Linked DNA regions of Homo sapiens: region 1 is linked to region 2. A link is a contact called in ENCODE Hi-C or POLR2A ChIA-PET data. All regions are on one chromosome and are shown on one strand. Each heading gives the region's core, a stretch centred on a gene start or an enhancer-like site at or near the end of the contact. The rest is flanking DNA. Distances are from core to core; before and after follow the strand shown. Region 1 holds the start of RNMT (RNA guanine-7 methyltransferase). Region 2 holds the start of SPIRE1 (spire type actin nucleation factor 1).

Region 1 (4,878 bases), core at 1,800-4,299, 1.1 Mb before region 2:
AAGTTGCTTAAAGGAATGGGTAACAAGTCACTCACTATGAATGGGTAAGGGTTTCAATGGTTATTAGTTTTCATGACCCACCATTTGAGGTAACAAAATACCAAGAAGTACCAAATAGAACTGAATCAGAGAACAACAACAACAAATCAGAAAAGTGATTTTCAGAACAAATACTTAAAATGATTATCTAGAAAAACTGGATACCAACTTATCAAATTCCTATTTCTCCTCCTCTGCCATTGATTTCCTAATGGAAATTGGCTTTAAATTCAAATAAAGAAATGTGACTTATCTTTAGCTATATTTATTACCTAAAATTAATATTGAGATTTAAGCATGAATTTTACTTATGTCACTTTCATGATATCACAGATGTGACATAATAAAAACATAATTAGGTCAGAAGAAATGACACAGCATTCCAGATGACCACAAAAATAAGTAAGAACGTTTAAAACCAAGCATCATGTTTACAGCCAACTTGTTCTCAACAAAGGTGCCAAGAACGTACATAGTGAAAAGACAGTCTCTTCAAAAAACGGTGCTGGGAAATCTAGACCACTCTCTCTCACCATATGCAAAAATCAAATCAAAATGGACTGAAAAATTTAATACCCAAAAGTATGAAACTACTTGAAGAAAACATTGTGGAAATGCTTCAAGACACTGGTCTGGGCAAAGATTTTTGTGGTAAGACCTCAAAAGCACAGGCAACAAAAGCAAAAACAGACAAATGGGATTACATCAAGCTAAAAAACTTCTGCACAGCAAAGGAAACAAGAGTGAAGAGATAACCTAGAGAATGGGAGAAAATATCTGCAAAACCATTCATCTGACGGGATTCACAACCGGAATACAGAAGAAACTCAACTCAATAGCAAAAAAAAAGAAGCAATCCTACTACAAATGGGCAAAAGATCTGAATAGACATTTCTTAAAAGACACACAAATGGCCAACAGGTATATACGTAAAAAATGCTCAATATCAGTAATATCAGGGAAATGCAAGTCAAAACCACAATGAGATACCATCTCATCTCGGTTAAAACGGCTTTTATCAAAAAGATTTTTAAAAAATGGATGCTGAGGCCGTCACGGTGGCTCACACCTGTAATCCCAGCACTTTGGGAGGTGGAGGTGGGCAGATCACTTGAGGTCAGGAGTTCTAGACCAGCCTGGCCAACATAGTGAAACCCCGTCTCTACCAAAAACACAAAAATCAGCCGGGCATGGTGATGTGCGCCTGTAATCCCAGCTACTCGGGAGGCTGAGGCATGAGAATCGCTTGAACCCGGGAGGTGGAGGTTGCAGTGAGCTGAGATCAAGCCACTGCACTCCGGCCTGGGCGACAGAGCAAGGCTCCGTCACACACACACACACACACACACACAAAAAAAAAAAAAAAAAAAAAAAAAAAAAAAGATGCTGATGAGGATGCAGGATGCAGAAAAGGGGGAACACTTGTACACTGTTAGGGAGAACGTAAATTAGCACAGCCACTAATTTACATACTGGGAAAAGTATGATGGAGGTTCTTCAAAAAACAAAAAATAGAACTAGTGCTATTGAGATGAGTTTCTTCTATATTCTGGTTGTTAATCCCCTGTCCGATGAACAGTTTTGCAAATCTGGGTACAGATCCAAAAGAAGGGAAATCAGTATATCTAAGAAATATCTGCAGTCTCAAGTTTATTCACAATAGTCAAGATATGGAATCAACCTAAGCGTTCATCAACAGATGAATAAAGATAATGTAGCATATATACACAATGGAATATTAGTCATTAAAAAGAATGAAATCCTGTCATTTGCAACAACATGGATGAAACCGGATGTCATTATGTTAACTGAAATAAGCCAGGCACATGAAGACAATATCATGTTGTTACTCATGTGGGAGCTAAAAATGTGGACCTGATGGAGGTAAAGAGTGGATTGGTGGTTACCACAGACTGGGAAGGGTAGCAGGAAGAGGAGCGGGATGAAGAAGAGAAATTGGTTAATGGGTACAAAAAACCCCAGAAGAAATAAAATCTAGTGCCTGATAGTACAGTGGGGTGGACACAGTTAACAATAACTTATTGTGTAGTTCAAAATAGCTAAAAGAAAAATTGGAATGTTCCCAACATAAAGATAAATGTTTGAGATGACAAATATCCCAATTGCCCTGATTTAGTCGTTACACATTGTATGCATGTATCAAAGTATCACCTGCACCTGCAAATATGTGCAACTTCTATGTATCAATTTAACAAATTGGGGGAAAAAAAACCCAAACCAAACTCAAAGTGGAATAATGAAAACACTCCATAGGGAAGAGAGCTGTCCCTCAGAATCTTCAAGAAACCTTCGAAAGGTGGTCGACTGACATGGAGATGGACACGCGATAAATAACCACACGAACATTTCGACCCGGCTTTCCAGTCACACCTCCGAAGCAAGCTATGTCTCTGCGTCATTTCAGCTCCTCAGGGTACGAGCGAGCAGGCCGCCAGGGCCGCCGGGATAAAGCCCAAGCGGGATAAGCTCTAAGTCCCGACCCGCCCGCTTGACCCTCTACCACGGGGCCCGAGAGGACGCACAGAGGCGAGAAGGGACTTCTCCAGCCAAGTTCACCCCCTCCGTCATTAGCGCGGCCTGTTACTCAACCTCTGGTTCAGGTTTCCGAAGCGCCGCTGAAGACAAACCTGCGGACCCCACGCCCCTCCCCAGCACGGCCCTGGGGCGCGAGCTGGAGCAGCTCTTCGAGCTGCTTCTCCCACCCGGGCTCGCCCAGTCTGGAGGAGGAACAGCGCCCGCCCACCCCAAGGAGTTCCCATTTTCCTTGGGACTGAGGACACAAGGCAATAGACCCACGCGTTGGGTAGTGAAGCACAGGGCTAATGCGAAGTGAGCCCATGTCAGGGGTGGGAGTGCCAGTTCCACCCCTCCACGGCGGCCGAGGGACAAACACAAAGAAAGGAAGGGCCGGAGTTCCAGCCGTCACACTCACCAGCACAGCCAAACGCGATTCTGTTTGCGGAAACGGCGGCCCGCGCCACGCGTGTCTGCTTACGTCACTTCCGGAGGTGCGAGAGTCACGTGGAGACGGTCAGGCGAGAGTGCCGCGACGCACGTCCTCCGCGCCGGAACTACGAGTCCCGACGTGCCGCGCGCGGCATGCAGAAGCTTCACTGAGCGGGCACTGGAGGTCGCGAGCACGTTGCTAGTGGGCGCGGCTGGCGGGGCCGGGGGCGGCAGGGGGCTAGCGTCCGGCTGAGCCCGGCGGGTTCCTGCACGCGGACCCACGCTTTGTCGGGCTGCTCTGCTGAGTGACACCGCCGTGGCATCCGAGGAGCTGTGGTCCAGCCTGCGCGGCGGGAAGCGGCGGCGGCGGCTCCAGCGTCCTAAGAGGTAGCATGGGCCCAGGCCTCTGTGGGGCAGCGGGAGGGGTCTAGAGGGCACCTTCAACCCTGGGCGTGTGTCCGGGAGCTGACTCGCGGCGCGAACCCGGCAACTGCTCCGCGTGCGCCGCTCTTCGGGCTGTGGCAGTGTACGACTGCCAGACGGGTCGTCCACACTCGCCGACCCCACAGACCCCGGCGGCCGAGAGAGGTCCCCCCGCCCTTCCGGGTCGAGCCAGTGTCCTGGCAAATCTTGCTTTGGGACTGTTTTTCAGCCTCCTTTGCTGTAACCCTTCACCGTGTTCTCCCCCCTTCTTCCGAAGCCAGTTGAAGAGGGGCCCGGAAGCGCCCGCGTTCGGAATGGTTTTTAAAATTAGCAATTTCTTATTAGGGACTGGCAGACTGGTCCTTACCGCCGTGTTTGGGAAGCCACAAGAGGCCATTCTTACCTGTTAGATTCTGAGAAAAGGGACCGCCTATACCTCTTCTTGACAAATACCTAAGGATGCATTAGTCTGCGTTGGCTGAACTTGGCATGGTGTGGTTTGGGGGAGACAACACACTTTTTTTGGCCATCACCCCAGATTTCTACTGGGGAGTGAAAGCGCCTACTGTACTGAAACTCGAAAGCTCCATAGTTGAGGACTTTCAACCTGAGATCAGGGTCAAAACTACCTGTGGATAGATTATTGAAGCGTGTGCATATTAACGTCGTGCGTCAAGTCCCCACCTTCCAAGGTTGTAAAACTGATCAGATTTACAATCCGTCTTGAATTACTCTTTACCAAAATTGATCCATTTAAAACAGCTTTGAAAATGTGCTTTACCAGCCTTCCTTCTTGTCAGTAGGCACAGGTATATTAATGAATAGACCTGGCTTTGGGGAAGGCAGCATTTGCAGCGTTGTGCTTTCCAATCTAATCACTTCTAAATTGTGGGCATTAGCCCATTTGAGGTTACAAACTTTGAACCAAGAATGAGGCCTATTTTTCACAAATAAGGATGACCCATCAATTTCTGATGACTGCTTGTATTTGTTATTATATGAAATGAGGTAAGTTGAGAATTAATCTCATTACATGAATATTGACAACTGCAAAAGTGTAGGTCTTACAGATCGAATGCATTATAGGCATATACAAGCATTAGAACCAGGCAATTACATTCCCTGTTCCTGATGCTTAAGTTTCTTGAGATAATTGCTGTTGTAATTTTACAGAAAATGAGTGTAATTTTGACTTTTAAAAACATGTTTTAATGTTTTTAAACACCGGGTGCAGTGGCTCACTTCTGTAATCCCAGCCGTTGGGAGGCCGAGGCGGTTGGATCACGAGGTCAGGAGTTTGAGACCAGCCTGGCCAACATGGTGAAACCCCGTCTCTACTAAAAATACAAAAATTAGCCAGGCGTGGTGGCGCGTGCCTGTAATCCCAGCTACTCAGGAGGCTGAGGCAGGAGAATCGCTTAAACCCGGAAGGCGGAGGTTGCAGTGAGC
Region 2 (4,403 bases), core at 1,098-3,597:
GCTACTCGGGAGGCCGAGGCACGAGAATCATCTCAACCCAGGAGGCGGAAGTTGCAGTGAGCTGAAATCGCGGCACTGACCCTAGCCTGGGAGACAGGGTGAGACTCTGTCTCAATTAAAAAAAAAAAAAAAATGCATCTTTTTCCATTGATTAGAGGGATGACTAAAAAAAGAAGAATGCATCTTTTAAAAGATAAAGTTTGGATTTCCTTTACTCACTTCCTCCTTCCCTGTATTGTTGTCTTCAAGATTTATTTACTGCTCTATGCCAGGGTTAGCAGGTTAATGGCTCATAGATTCCTCAGTTTATTAACCCATTTATCTTGTTTACTGGTGGGTAAGGCAAAGATAAAAATGTGTTTGGCTGTAGTTGTCCAAGTGCAATGGGCAGCAGTATCCCATAAGGCCAGGAGGTGGTAGTGTTGTCCATAAAAGTAGACCTTCATTTTTTTTCCTGGATTGTTCAAAATATTTTAAACCAGTCTGTATTTGCAAAATCCACACAGGATAAACTTTTGAAATAGCAAAATTTGGGAATGTTTGTCTGTTTTTAATCAAGAGGACAGAGATATATTTATATGTATATAGTGTCACACATAAGGAATTACATGTTTGCCTCTCTGGGCTTTGGCACACATAGATACTGCATTGCTACAAATGAGATTATGAACCTATAATTAAGTGATGCTACTTTAAGGGGTTGTTTTGTCTCTCTCGTACTGAAATTATAATAAGTTGCCTGGGGAGCTTTCTTCTCCTCTTTCAATTTATTATTTATTTTTTTGAGACAGACTCTCGCTCTGTCCCCCAGGCTGGAGTGCAGTGGTGTGATCTTGGCTCATTGCAACTTCCACCTCCCAGGTTCAAGCGATTCTCCTGCCTCAGCCTCCCGGGTAGCTGGGATTACAAGCGTGCGTCACCACACTCGGCTAATTTTCTTTGTATTTTTAGTAGAGACAGGGTTTCCCCATGTTGGCCAGGCTGGTCTCGAACTCCTGACCTCAGTGATCTGCCCGCCTCAGCCTCCCAAAGTGCTGGGATTACAGGCCTAAGCCACTGCGCACGGCCCTCTTTCAATTTCTTAATTTTCCTTTTCGTCCTGTTGCTTTTCTCCCTCCTCCCCATTCCCAGCTGTATGTAAGATGGTATCTCATTTTAATAGACTGTTGTTATTTAAATAGACTGTTGTAGTTTCTACCGCAAGATGCAATTGTTGAGAGCGTGATTTCTAACATTTTACATAAAACTGCCGTAAAAGGTTTACTGGAACTTAATATACATTGCCTATTTGGTTGATGCTTTCAACACTCTGTAGGGCTTTCACACAGGACTAGCCTCAGTGGAATTTTATCGATTAAATTAATCTACCAATGGGTGATTAAGAATTATCTGTTTTATTGCATATTTAATAGGTTGGGGGGGCGGAATTCTTTCTTTCTACGGCTAATTGCCCTCAGTTCAATTTTACCACTGTGATATTCATTCCACATGCTCTGATGAGTGTGGTACTTGAGACATTACCTTAGTGAGGGAAGGGACCAATGTTACAAATGAATCCGGAAGGACGCTAAAACTAACACCTGCAAATTATGTACATGTTTATATTCCAGGCGCTGGTTTAGCTTTTGGGAGAAGTCAGTGAGGAAAACCCGTAAAGATCCCCGTCTTTACGGTGCTTACCCTGAAGATGGGAGTGGAGAGGGAGGTATTCAACCAGCAAGAAATCGGAAAACGCGCAGAGCGGCCGCGGGGTCACGGGAAACTGCCGGAGGCTTTCAGGGCCCAGGGCCCGGCGGGGAGGCTTCAGCGGGCCTGCATTTTCTTAGGCATCCGCTCCAGGCGGGTTCAAGTTTTCAACCAGACCTTCGGCGATCCAGCGCCTAGGGAACGTCAATGCGGGTGACTTCTCCCGCTGTGCAGGGCGGTGACCCGGGTTGGCGCGCCCAGTTCCCCGCCAGAGTCGGCCGGGGACTTCCCTGATAAATGCGACACCCTCTTGCCCCTGCGCCCCCCGACCGCGCGCCCGGCCCCGCGTGTCCCCCACGCCCCACAACCCTGCACGCCCTACCCGGCCGCGCATCCCCTCCGGACCGTGCGTCGCCGCCCTCACCATTGCGCCCCCAGCTGTGTGTCCCTTGCGACCGGGCCCCCCGACCGGGCGTCACCGCCTGCGACTCTGAGAGCCCTGCGGGCTAGAGACCGTGCGGCCATCTCGCCTCGAGGCGAGGCCCTCCTGCCTGGTCCTCACCTCCAGAGCGTGCATCCCCCGGCCCGTGCGGCCCCCTAAGGGGCGGGCGCTGGGCGGCGCTGGACGGCGCGAGGCGGGGCGGGGCGGGGCGGGGCGCCGGACGCCATCGCGTCGCTACCGGCCGGCGGCTGTCTGACCGGGACTGCAGCCGTGTCCTCGCCGCCCTCCTCTTGCCCACGCCTCCCGGGCACTCGCCTGGTCCCGGCGGCGGCGCGCGCGGCCGCGTTGGGCGGCGGCGGTTCCGGGGATGGTGAGGCGGCGGCGCGCGACGACGATGCTCCGGAGCTGAGGAGACGCCGGCACACGGCGCGACTGCCGAGCGCAGCGCCCACCCGCGGGATGGCTCAGGCGGCTGGCCCGGCGGGCGGCGGGGAGCCGCGGACTGAGGCAGTGGGCGGCGAGGGGCCGCGGGAGCCCGGGGCAGCCGGCGGCGCGGCCGGGGGCTCCCGGGACGCGCTGAGCCTGGAGGAGATCCTGCGGCTGTACAACCAGCCCATCAACGAGGAGCAGGCGTGGGCCGTGTGCTACCAGTGCTGCGGTTCCCTGCGCGCCGCCGCCCGCCGCCGCCAGCCCCGCCACCGTGTGCGCTCGGCCGCGCAGATCCGCGTCTGGAGGGACGGCGCCGTCACCCTGGCGCCCGCGGCCGACGACGCGGGAGAGCCGCCCCCAGTTGCGGGTGAGGCCGCCGGGCCCCTTTCCCTCGTAGTTCTTGGAACACCCGCGGCTGGGCCGCCTTACCCTCAGCGTCCCCGGCCCTTCCGCCCCCGCCGTCCCCCCCCATTTTGCCACGGGAGACCCCCGGGAGGATCCGGCGGGGACCCGCAGGGGAGGACGGCGTCAGGCCGTGGCTGGCCGGGGCCCCTCGGAGGTCAGAGCCTCGTGGCGGGCGACGGCGCAAATCCGCTGTGCGGAGGACGTTTGGGTGGGCCTGGGCCTGCGGGCCGCGGGGCGCTCGTCATTGTGCTGCCCGCGGGACAGCTGCCCGCGGCGCGTTTGGGAGCGGTGGGCTGGGCCCTGCTCCGGGCCAGCGGCCTGTGCGCCTCACGCCGTGGCTGCTGACACACGGCCGGGTTCACGGGGTGGGGAGGGCATCGCAGGCTTCACGCGGGGGCTCCGCACGGATCCTCAGTGCCGCTGTCGGAAACACCGCACTCCTCACGGGAAACTAGCAGTATTCCACATTAGACAGCCTTTCCTCGGTTCGGAAATGTAAAGATGATTCTGAACCGTGAGAATTCTGCTCTTTGGGGAGAAATGGAAAAATAGACTAAATAGTGATTTTTGGCTCCTGGACGTTAGAAAATACTGATTGCATTCCTGTATGTGAAAATTTGTTGTGATGAAAAACAGGCTTGTAAAGTGAAAAGTTGACAGGATGTCGGGATACAAAGAGAAAATGGGCCTTAGTTACGTCATTGTCTAATGTAAAATTTTCAGGATTATGACCTAAACAGTAATTTATAGCCAGGGTTTACTCAGATGCTCATTGAAGAGGAGGAGGAGGTTGAGAAAAGGTTTCTCCCATCAGTTTTTATCTAATTCATTCTTTTGAGAGGCAAGTCTATTAAAAACATAGAAAAACAATCTACCCTCACTTTTAGAAAGTTGATGGAAATGTCAAAATGCTTAAGGTGAAAGATGTAATTTCGAATTAGTAAAATGACATTTAATGAAAACCCTTGTCTAACTTGATTAAAACAATATTCAAGGTTATAGTTATTCTTTCAGTTCCACCAGAACGTTTTTATCTTTTATTTTTTAGTGTCAGGTAAACACATTTTTATTTACATGCTTTTATCTTTTATTTTTTAGCGTCAGGTAAACGATTTTTTATTTAAAGCCATCTTTTTAATTGTTCTTTTGAAACTATTTCAAATAGTATTTTTGTTTCTTTGATGGGCTTATTGCTTTTAAACTTGGACTTAATCTTAGTGGGAAATACTTGCAATTATAATTTATAGTGTATTAAATGGTACAAAAGATACATTTATAAAATACAGCAATGTCTGCCAGGTGCGGTGGCTCAAGCCTGTAATCCCAGCACTTTGGGATGCCGAGGCAGGTGGATCACCTGAGGTCAGGAGTTCGAGACCAGCCTGGCCAACATGGTGAAACCCCGTCTCTATTAAAAATACAAAAATTAGCCGGGCGTGGT

What was found. A loop is a pair of places that touch in the nucleus more often than their neighbours do. ChIA-PET counts read pairs that join two places held with the same protein, here RNA polymerase II (POLR2A). Pooled maps may share reads with other maps.
Region 1: a loop to region 2 is called in a pooled map, with 4 times the contacts of the local background. The contact joins the promoter of RNMT here to the promoter of SPIRE1 in region 2. A Hi-C loop is called at or near these places in 5 of 50 pooled maps. POLR2A ChIA-PET finds 5 or more read pairs at or near these places in 2 of 52 experiments (CD4-positive, alpha-beta memory T cell and activated T-cell).

Annotation. Positions count from the first base shown.
Region 1 is chr18:13,724,844-13,729,721 of GRCh38, reverse strand. RNMT (RNA guanine-7 methyltransferase) reads right to left here and starts at 3,049. Exons shown (of 12, transcript NM_003799.3): 1 at 2,993-3,049. FAM210A (family with sequence similarity 210 member A) reads left to right here and starts at 3,164. Exons shown (of 4, transcript NM_152352.4): 1 at 3,164-3,393. RefSeq lists an enhancer at 3,061-3,986.
Region 2 is chr18:12,656,051-12,660,453 of GRCh38, reverse strand. SPIRE1 (spire type actin nucleation factor 1) reads left to right here and starts at 2,347. Exons shown (of 17, transcript NM_001128626.2): 1 at 2,347-2,924. The coding sequence starts at 2,588. It also overlaps a transcript of PSMG2 not described here. RefSeq lists silencers at 1,888-2,037, 2,088-2,157, 2,160-2,328, 2,198-2,617, 2,808-2,927.